2 separate regions of the Homo sapiens genome follow, and region 1 is linked to region 2. Evidence: read pairs that join two places in POLR2A ChIA-PET (ENCODE). Cell type or tissue: PC-3. All regions are shown on one strand. Links, peaks and the distances in the headings refer to the core of each region. The heading gives the core; the rest is flanking DNA.

Evidence for each region. Peaks named below come from ENCODE experiments on the same cell type or tissue, not always from the same donor. Only the 100,000 strongest peaks of a DNase experiment are listed, where the experiment ranks them.
Region 1: POLR2A ChIA-PET joins it to region 2 with 10 read pairs; 4 of 35 experiments call an interaction of 5 or more read pairs at or near these places.

Annotation. Positions count from the first base shown.
Region 1 is chr1:233,198,335-233,203,948 of GRCh38, reverse strand. PCNX2 (pecanex 2) reads left to right here. Exons shown (of 34, transcript NM_014801.4): 14 at 3,685-3,795; 15 at 4,919-5,010. Among named protein-coding and RNA genes, the nearest start is that of PCNX2, 95 kb to the left of the region's middle. In PC-3, for the core only: no CTCF peak of the experiment used is centred there; a DNase peak (open chromatin) is centred at 3,338; H3K27ac peaks cover 1,071 bases.
Region 2 is chr1:233,096,896-233,102,509 of GRCh38, reverse strand. All of the region lies in intron 21 of PCNX2 (pecanex 2), which reads left to right. Among named protein-coding and RNA genes, the nearest start is that of NTPCR, 150 kb to the right of the region's middle. In PC-3, for the core only: no CTCF peak of the experiment used is centred there; no DNase peak of the experiment used is centred there.

The DNA of each region.
Region 1 (5,614 bases), core at 2,099-4,598, 100 kb before region 2:
TTTATTGTGCTTCTCATGCTGTGTTGGGTACAAGTGGTCCTCCTCTGGCAGGTGCTAGGGAGCATGGAGTATTTCCTAGAGCAGTGTCTTGTTGGTGATGTATGGGTTACCCACTGCCACTCCTGGTTCCTGCAATTAAACCATCACCCTGTCAGAGCAGGAGGAGGTGGCAGAGGAGAGGGACAGTCAAGGAGCGAGGCCAGTCCAGTATCAGCATCTCCTTCTGCCTCCTTGTGCAGAAGAGATCAAATGCCTGAGCCAGTGGTATGAGATAAGTCAGGTGGACATGGCGCAGGTGGGAAGGATGGAGAAACTCCTTGTCATGTATAATGCAAGGAGAGAAACATCTCAAAGGAAGAAGGAAACATCAGATGATTGAAGGAGGAGAAATTCAGATGAATAAGGAGGTAGAAGCACAGAATAATATTCCTATGTAATTTCTTTTTCTTTTATGATCCCTCATATATGTTCAGAATATTACTCGGTGCACTTTTCCTTTCATTATAAGAAAAAATATTCTTTATTTTTATCCCCAGGAATAAGGTGAAAGTTATTAGTCCGCACTCATTTCCTGTGCTCAGTCTGAGACTGGTGACCTCTGGCTGGAATTTACATTACTTTCCTTGAGCAAAAACCTCTGAGTGAGACTGGCTTTGAAATTATCCTGTGGGTGAGAAAGCCAAAAGGTGTCTGATTCTTAGTACCATATTTCAAAAGGAGCAGTAACAAAACTAGAGCATGCCCAGAGGAGTGTGTAGCCACATGGCCTGTATGGGGTCTGGAAACTGGGTAATGGAACTGGGAATGTCCAACCCAGGGAAGAAACACTTGAGTGCTAGTACACACAATAGCTTCAGATCCTTAAAATGCTGCCAGGTTGAAGGGGAGGGATTTTATTCTCTTTTGTAGCCATAATAACTAGTTCCAGCAGATAGAAGATGGGTTACAGCTCAGTACAAAGAAGCCAGTAAAACGGTTTGGGTTAGAGCTGCCCTACCGTAGAATAGGTTGCTTAGTGAAATGAGTTCTCTGGCATGGAAAAACTTCAGGCACGATGAAATGTCCATCAGCTGTAGCCGGGTCCAAGCACTGGATGGGTTGTTTATCAAATGGCCTCTGCTCTGTGTTTTTTTGTTTTTGCTTTTTTCAGACCTGGGAGTTTTATGTTTTATTTTTGGTCCTTAGGTTTATAAATCCCTGCCAAAAATAATGCATCTTCAATAACGGAGACTGTAACTTTGGAGATAAGTGGAGGTTTTAGAACAAATCACTGGATTGTACTCACCTTTCCCTAAACACCCAGACGTCCCATTCCTATGTCTTGTTTAAAGGCTCATTTCTTGGCCTCAGTCCATATGAGGACATTTAGTTAATACACAGATAGGGCACATTGAAGACACACAATATATACATTCACATTGACTTCATAGGCTTTAGTTTTATTTCTGTGCCATTTTAATTCTGACTGCTTGCCCCTCAAACCTGCAAATATGGTAATTTATATCACTCACATTTGATAAAAGAAATAAGCTTAAGCTACTATATTTTTATTTATGAATTTTGCTTAAAAAGAAATGGAACTGTGCCAGAAGTTTCTGCATTGACTATAATTATTAAGGAAAATAAGAAGTTAGGAAGAAGTGAGAGGAAATTATAGGCCCACTCAGTGGTATGCTAACAGAAAATGTTTGTTCACAGGGAAAATTATGAACAGCCACAAAGACTTTTTTACTTCTGAAAAAAAAAAGGACAAAATAATTTCAGCAATTTCAAGTGTCATTTTCCTGAAGTCCTGGTAACATAACAAGCATTTGGCTGCTTTTTCCTTCACGTTCACTGCAACCTGACAGATGAGACACATGGACTCCCTCTTCCTCCCATTCCACCTCCACGACATTTATTTTAAAGACTAGAGCTTTCCTCCTCCAGGATGTTTTGGAGAGGATCTAGTGCATGGACCTCCTTGTTGACTGCTGTTCTTCCTGTATTGTTTCATTAAGTTCCAATTCTACACCCACAGCCAGAGCATCTCCAGGGATGACTTTCTGGTATTTCTTACCATTTTATCTTCCTCATGCCATTTTTCATTGTGTTCCAATTCTTTCCATTTCTTTGGGTTTTGTTGCACTGGCTAATGTATTTCTTATACAGAATATCTCTTTATCCTTGATTTACCAAATAGCTCCCAATATCTGGCTTTGCCTTTCATATCATTCCATACCTAGACTTTTCCCTGTGGTTCTTCATTCTCAGAGTAGTTTTTGTCACATACACATACAGCATTTGGAAAGGCAATTAATAAATCTCATTGGACCTTCCCTCTGCCCTGATCCGGAATTGGCAGATATAGCATAGCACAAAATTGTTATTGCTGGGTTTTGACCCCAAAGTAAAGAGAAGCTCTTCTCAGTTTGTTTGAAATTTTATGGAATTTTGTGGATTAAAATTTCTATGCTCATGACTATATGTTCTGTAATTAAATTTCTATTTATTTCTTGTATCTCTCCTTTCTATTGATAGAAACTGAAAAAGAAATGATGTCTTATATAGTTACGTATAGCATATCAGTATTTGTGCCTTTTTGTCTGCTTTGGTTGAGAAATAAACTGCTTTCAGATGCTCTACTTTTTTACAATATAGTTGAAATCTTGGCACAAAAATTATCACAACAAAATCACCACCTGTATCAAAACATGGCTCCAACACCAACCACAGCCCCTATTATTATAGATAGCCATGTTCATGACATAAAATTTTACTTTCACAAAGACTTGGAACAGTTCCTCAGTACTTTGTTCCATAGTGAATTTTAACCAACTTTTTTTTTTTTTTTTTTTTAATACTTTAAGTTCTGGGATCCATGTGCAGAACATGCAGGTTCATTACATAGGTATACCAACTTTTTTTTTTTTTTTTTTTTTTTGAGACGGAGTCTTGCTCTGTCGCCCAGGCTGGAGTGCAGTGGTGCAATCTCGGCTCACTGCAAGCTCCGCCTCCCGGGTTCACGCCATTCTCCTGCCTCAGCCTCCCGAGTAGCTGGGACTACAGGCGCCCGCCACCACGCCCAGCTAATTTTTGTATTTTTTTTTAGTAAAGGTGGGGTTTCGCCATGTTGGCCAGGCTGGTCTCAAACTCCTGACCTCAGGTGATCCGCCCACCTCGGCCTCCCAAAGTGCTGGAATTACAGGTGTGAGCCACCGTGCCTGTCCTGTCCTGTGTTTTTTTTATGTTCCTGTAGTTTTCCCAGTTTCCTTTCTCTTGCCCTCATCTCCCCCATGTCCAAGTCTACTCTTTCAAACTGAAGATGATTCTACTCTGACTCACCACCCCTGAAGTCTTTGCTCAGTCCTGGCCTTGTGTGCGTTCCTTTCATCAGTACTTCTTTCTCAGGATCAGCTCCTTGTATCCACAGACACATTTCCGTCTCAGCCTCCAGTTTCCTCCGGGTGAGAGGAGTCTAAGATTGCTTCCATGGAGGTTGCAGTGAGCCGAGATCGCGCCACTGCACTCCAGCCTGGGCGACAGAGCGAGACTCCATCTCAAAAAAAAAAAAAAAAAAAAAAAAGATTGCCTCCAGTATTCCTGGGTGGGGTGGTTTGGAAGGGGAGAGAGACAGCACTGCAGCAGGAGCCTTGGCAACACAGTTCCCCATGCTTATCGTCAATTTTGTTTGTTCATTTTCAGTATTTTTATATTGCTTCCCTGCTATTTCCCTCCTTGGGCTCTTCCCGCAAATCAACACTTTCTGCACTTATCTTTTGGAGCAAATTGACATGCTGTTTTTTGGTGGTTCTGGTAAGTCGTTTACATTCTATTCTTCCTGTAAAGGAATTCAGAGTTCAGATAAGGACTAAATAGCCTTAGGCAGGAGATGAGAGGCTAGTTAGGTTTTCTTTGTCCTGAGCATTTAAATGACTTCAGTTTGGATCAGTCTGGGTGATGATGGGCCTGTCCAGATTTCCTGTAGCCAAATTGGAAGAGGTCCACTTAGCTTGGTTGAGCGTAAGCACAGAGACAAGGAAGGGTAGAATTCTCTGTGATTTGGAATAGGTTTGAGGCCCTTCAAACTATTCCCTAAAAAAACACTCCGTGTGTGAATGTGTGTGAGCATGTGTGAGTGGATATAAGTGTGTGTGTGTGTGTGTGTGTGTGTATTTGAGCACACACATGCTCAAGTCTGGGAGTGCATCAATGTGGTGAGCCTGTGGGTTGACACTGTGCTGTGTATTGTGTGTGTACCTATAGAGACAGGTGATCTGTGTCCCTAAACCATCACTGTGACCCTTTTAATGTCATACTTTAGATTCAGACCAAGGTGGATATAATCTCACGACGTGACATAAATTGCTTAACTTTTCAGCCTACTCTTCTCTTCTCTAAATGGAAATAAACATCATAACCTCATAGGGTTGCTATAAAGAGTAAATGAAATCATGTGCATAATGCAATCACTGTTACCACCCCCATAACACATACACGTACACACACACACACACATACACTACATAGGGACACTTGCTTATTCCCTTTCCCGTCTCCTCTCTCCTCCTGCCTTCTCCCTCCTTCTCCTTCCCATTTATTCTATTGAATTGCTATCTAGGACCTTTTCCTTGACCACCAGCTTTCAACTGTAAGCCATGAGGTCTCCCTACCTTCATTCTGACACATTCACATGGTCTTTTAAGAACATTGTAAAGCATTCTTTCTGAGTACTTTCCTCTTGAATTTTTAGTTAATGGTAGTCTCTTTCTTGCACCTGTGAGTCACCCAGTGCCTTTTGATGGATCCCATAGATGTATTATTTACCCCTTCAGCAGGCATCTTGTATGCGAATGTGCAACCATCTCTTCACTGTTTTACATTTGTTGATTTTAAGAATGGCGGGTCTAGAAAAGAACTGTTGATGTTTGTGTTCCAGCTGTGTCTGGGATAACCTCGGCTGTTTACAGTGTGGCCCGGAGCGTCTTGGCTGCCGCCCTGCTCCACGCAGTCTGCTTCAGTGCAGTGAAGGTAGGTGTGAGGACCATGGGCCCTCATCCTTCTCGATTCATTAAATTAACTTATTTTTTTAAACAAATGAATGTTTTTTCCAAAATTACAAGAGAAATCGGATCTGTGCAAATCAGGGAGTGACTGTGTGGCTGAGTGAGGCCTCAGTAGTGTTAGAAGACAGGTCAGGATGCCTGGTTGGCCCTAATGTGAAAGGCCCCCCACCTCCTGGCCTGGCCTCCCCTCTGCAGATGTCTCTCTGCTAAGATCGGTTAGTGACAGTGGGAGGGGCTGCTGCTTAACATGTTGGTCAATGGAACCCATGTGTCTGCCTTCACTTCCTGAAATACCACTCAAAAGACAATAAAGGAATACAATTGCTTAAAGCTAGATAGACAAGAGGACAGAAGAGGATATGACAGCCACAAAATGTTAGAATCTAGAAAACAGAGGGACTATAGACTTACCCAGAAGGGGAAAATGCAAACCTAACCTGGCAGCAAGGGAAGCCTAAGATGATGAGAAAACAAGATAAACACGAACTTCAGAAAACACAAAGTTGTGTCAGGCAAGAAACGTATCTATTGTAGGTACCTGGCTCAGCTGTGAACCATATTTATATAGT
Region 2 (5,614 bases), core at 2,270-4,769:
ACTTATACCCTGTTGGCGGGAAAGTGAATGAATACAGTCACTATGGAAAACAGTATGCAGGGTCCTCAAAAAGCTAAAACTAGAACTGAAATGTCATCTGGCAATCCCAAGGCTGGCTATCTATCCAAAAGAAAAGAAATCGCCATATTAAAAAGATATCTGTGCCCCCATGTTTATGATAGCACTATTCACAACAGCCAAAATATGGAATCAACCTCAGTCCCCATCAGCAGATGAATGGATAAAGAAACCGTGTATATATACACAATGGAATTTATTCAACCATAAAACAAATAAAATCCTGTCAATTTGCAACAACATGATTGGAACTGGAGGACATTATGTTAAGTGAGATAAACCAGGCACAGAAAGACAAATGTTGTATGTTGTCACTCATGGGAGCCAAAAAAAAAAAAAAAAAAGAAAAATGAATCTCATGCATTTACTCCTGTGAGGAAGTTTTATCATCCTCCACTACTTTTTATGTTAGTTTCTTGTTTTTAAATTTTCACCTTACTGGAACAGTTTAAATTTAAATCCCACTGCCCTGTATTATGAGGACTTGAGGTTTTGGTTTATCATGGATGACAGATTTTTATCTACTCTACAGCAGGCAGAAGGCAAACTCTTTTTGCTTTTTTCCAGCACTGGTAAATGAAGTTTTTTATAATTTGCTCTTTATGGACATGGAACCTATTCAAATATGCTAAAACCCAATTCCTCAGCTCCTAAGACCTATATCCATGTCTGTGTTCCCTTTGGGTTGGCATGGTGTCAGTTCAGACTTAACCATTCTTATTTCAAATTACCTCTTTGCTTCTGACTGTTACAGGGGCTGGGGGAGTGCCCCCTTTTTTGAGTTAACTATTAATTTATTTTTTTCTTACAACTTTTTTGATTATATTATTTTTATCATGGATGGTATCCCTTATGCATTACCATGCTCCATGAAGCCTATCAATATTTTGCAAAGTCTGATGGATGCTATTTAATGGGCTCCCAACACACATTGTCTACTGAGGTAGAATCTGCTTCTGGCCTGAGAGTCACTCTTGTAATGAGTTATAACCATTGTCTGAAGATGTTTTTTACTTTACAAAATTCTATCTCATATTGTCAGCTACTATTTGGAAATATTTAATATCCCCAAATTGAATGATCATATTTTCTGTTAACAACTTGTTATTCTGGAAGAGTGGTGCTTCCCCTCCCCCAGAAATGGTGGCCTACATTTGAGATGTCACTAGCTTTACTTTTTCTATTCCTTCTTGAACATTTTTCTTTTCCCCATATCACCACCTATGCCTCAAAACATCTGATGGTTTTCCACAATTCCTTTGTTTCCGGCTTTTAATCCCTCAGCTGGGCTCCCTCCTCAATTCATTAACGTGGTTCCCTGTGAACCTCCAAATTTCTTCTCATCTTGTCTGCTCCTTTCCAAGCACTCAAGAGCCTCAGCTTCTTCCTGTTCTCTCACTTTGAACTGCATGCATCTTTAACTCAGCAGCCAGTTTCTGCGATGCCATTCAGCCTTGTATACCCCGTTAAGTTCAAATATTGGTAATTCCAAATTTGGGGTGAAATTAACTGAAGCTGAGAAAGAACTAACTGAATACAACAAAATGCAAAAAATGGCAAATGATAGAATGAATCTGGGAGATTAGTAAGGATGGAGAAATAGGCGAAAAGGTGATGAGTGGGATTTGGAGAGAAAATTGCACTTTAATCAAATGGATGTATAGCTTCCTAAGACAATGCCCAAATATAAGAAAATTCTGTAAGTAGCCAGTTATTTCATTGAGGGAAAGACAGTGTGTGTGGGAGGGGTGTCTCCAGACTGAAGATAGCATATGCCTTATTGCAAGTGTATTAGCAAAGAAAAGTTTTGGGGTCACCTTTATTTGGAGACATTTCTCTCAAGCTGGTTTGTGTATTTACTATCTATAGCAGAGATATAACAGCATGTCTAGGTCTAATTGAAAAGATATTTCCAAAATAGGTCATTTGAAATGAGAGTATTTATGGTGACTTTCCTTGGGAAACAGCCATAATTACTCCATTGTGATTTTCTTTTTTTTTTTTTTTTTTTTTTGAGACAGAATCTCTCTCTGTCACCCAGGCTGGAGTGCAGTGGCACGATCTCAGCTCACTGAAACTTCTGCTTCCCAGGTTCAAGTGATTCTTCTGCCTCAGCCTCCTGAGTAGCTGGGATGGGATTATAGGTGCGAGCCACCACGCTCGGCTAATTTTTGTATTTTTAGTAGAGATGGGGTTTCACCACATTGGCCAGGCTGTTCTGGAACTCCTGACCTCTGGTGATCTGCCTGCCATGGCCTCCCAAAGTGCTGGGATTACAGGCGTGAGCCCCCGCGCCCGGCCCTCATTGTGATTTTCTTTACTCTTTTCCTAGTGTTTTAAGTGGAAAAAAACCCAAATGATTTTGTTTTCTCTTATATTCCAGTAACTTGTAAAGTTTATTATGCATTTTCATAGCGCTGAGATTTAAGATCTTGGAAGTAGAATGTTAGGAGTGAGATAAGCTTCATAAAAACAAAGACCTCAAACTGTCTAAGGAGATGCAAGTTCATAGCTAATCTAAATGAGATTTCTATTTAAAGTACTTCAATACAATATTATAGTGCTTGCGGCCCTGCTTACTGGAAAGGTGTTGGTGTGGCTGTTTCCATTAAGTCTTATCTTAAATGTTTCATTATTTTATACACAATGGCCAGTGTGGTGCAGGAGGTCCCTCTTCATATACTTTTCTCATTGATGATCAATATTTAGGTTTTCTTTTGTGCTTAGAAATTGCTGTTTTGATACACACTCATTTTAAATTATTTTACCTGATTTTACCCTTAAAGAGAAGGGGAAAGTGTAAAGGGAAAATATGAAGTTGAGTCTTTTTAAACCTGGATCATGTCTCTCCACACTGTAAGAATAAAATACATGAGCCAAATCAATCTTTTTGGAGTTGTACATTCGAGAAGCACAAGTAAGCCAGCAGTCGGCCGTTTTGAGATCCCTCGAGTGTCATCAGGCTTTTTGGGTAGTATCATATTTTATTAATTAGGCTTTTTTTACTGAAAAGGATGTTTCAGGGCAGATCAGGTCCTTTTTTACTGTGTACCTGAAAGAACGTGGCTGCAGCCATAATTTTTCTGAATCATGGCTGCTGCTATAGTGTGTGATGTTCATGCTTGTGATCCTGCCCCTCTGCTGTCAGCAGGAAATCTTGGATAAAGGGGACCTTTCTGTAGCTGCTGCATGTCAGGCAGGTTCTTCCTATTGCTGTAGTTCACAGAAGGCCCATGGCCTCAAGGAGGCATGGTAAAGTTGGGTGAAAGAAATATCACTGGGTGGAGAATCAGGAACTTTGATCTCTGGTTTCAGATGGGCCAGTAACTTGCTGTCTGACCTAAGCAATCCACTTAATCTCTCTGAGCCTGGTTTCCTTCTCTGAAAAATGAGAGGACCTGGACTTGGTAAGTTTCAGTTTTGGGAAGAAGAGGGCTCTAAAATTACTAGGTTGTGAATAAGATATCCACTTGTCCTAACATTTATCAAACTCTTTTGTAACATTTATGTTTGCCAGGCACTGTTCTAAGCTTTTAACAAAGATGAAGCCATTTTATCCTCAGATGACACTTTGAGGGGGTAATATTATCATCGCCATTTTATAGATCCAGAAATATATGACCAGAGGTAGAGGTGGGATTCAAACTCAGGCAGCGTGCCCTTAAGCTGATGCTTTTAAATATTGGCATGTGTTAGCATCTGACTCATCTAGAACACATCCTTTTTCTGGTGGGCTTCATAGAGGAGCATTAAAATTACTGTGTTGTAGAGGAATCATTACTACATAAAGAAATGACATTCAGGAGATCTGGCTTCTTCAATGATTGAGAACAGTGGAGTCTATTTTATGAGCTTCATGTTGAAAGGCTTTACAAAGCATGTATTTTATTCTTCACAAAGTTCATGAAAAAAAAAAGAAGGCATAGAGAGTCATAGGAAAAGAACAAGGATACCTGGGGCTTTGGCTGCAATTAGAGCAGGAGAGTGCTTATATCTGGAATCCTTAGATGTCTGATTACTGGTTTTTCTTATGTGTAAATACAAGTTGCTGTGCTAAGCAGAAAATAATTGTAATGGATTCATTTAATCATAACGCAGCAAAGTTTAACTTGTTAGAGCTTCCAACTTGCAGATGAAGCTTTCCCTGGGGCAGCCAGTCTGATTATAGTTGCTGTAGCTGACCTACTTATCAGCTTTTTCAAAAGGTGGCTTAAATGCCTCCCAGGATACAGGAATACACAGAAAGCCTAACAGGAGTAACTTTCCATAACTCATGATTCATTTTTTAGGGCATTTGGGGGCAATACATCATATGAGGTAATCTTGTTCATGCTTGCAGTTTTCACCTAGACATGAGTCACAAGATTAATTCTTAATAACTCAACTAAGAATTCTTAATAGGGGGGTGACTAGAAGATTTCAAATCCAGAGGTATTTTTTCTGATAGAGTTTGATTAGGTACACATGTGCAGGAGAGCCCACCACCACTTTTCAAGACTTTTGCCCTGGTTGGTAACCCAGAAGTCATGTCTTCTCTTGGGCACTTGATGTGTTCCCCTTCTAGTTGGGTTAATGGTGGAGATAAAAGGAAATGATATTCACTTTTAATGCAAATCGTGTCTCTTCACAGAAGTGAGTCAAGAGTTTGAAGTTGTGTTAGAACTATCCGTTTCTTGATCTGTAGGAGTCACCTAATGACTGGTAAAAAGTAAGATGGTAGGGAAATGACTATATTTTATGTAAACTTGTAAGACTGGACCTCAGGTTGACAGAGTGACGGGTTGTTCTTTCAACTGACATACTCTCAAAGGCACTGGGGGCTGTGGAGTCCCATCTAAAATGGATTCAGGAGGCTGAAATCAACTCCAGGATTAAAACAAAAGTGGCCTTTCTGAAAGATCTTGGAAACCAATCGAGATCAATCCTCTATGGTTGATGCAAGTGAGTAAGAGTAAAGAAAGTGAAAAGTTATGAGCAAAAAACAAACTCCTCTTTTCCTTTCCTGGAATTGATATTTCCTTATAGCTCCCCAAGCCTGATCACATCATCTAGTTTTCCTGTCATTTTTCATTTCTTTGCTTTTTTTTTTTAATCCTCCCTTTATCTTCCCTGTTTCCCCTATTTTTTTCTTTCCCTCTCACTGTCTGCCACACTCCCTATCATTCTTCCATTCTCTTCTATCTAAAATTCTTCAGCTTTCACCTAAAACTCAGTGCTAGGTTTGTAACTAGAGGCTCTGGTAGACATGTTTTTAGGTCAGGGGTTCTATGCATAACCAGATGCCTGTGACTTCTTAAGGATTCTCTCTGTTTGCTGTGCCTTTGAGAGACCTTTTATTCTTGGTTCATATACTATGGCCTACCCAATAATGTTTTATTCTACTTTAAAGTTTTTCTCCTAAACCAGAATATTTATGAGAATCAGTAGAGACCAGAAAAGTGAGGCAGAGATTTGGAGAGGATTCTAATTAACCTCCTTTTGCCTCATTACATTTCATGGAACAAATCAGGGTCACCTCATCTTTGGGTTCCAAAAT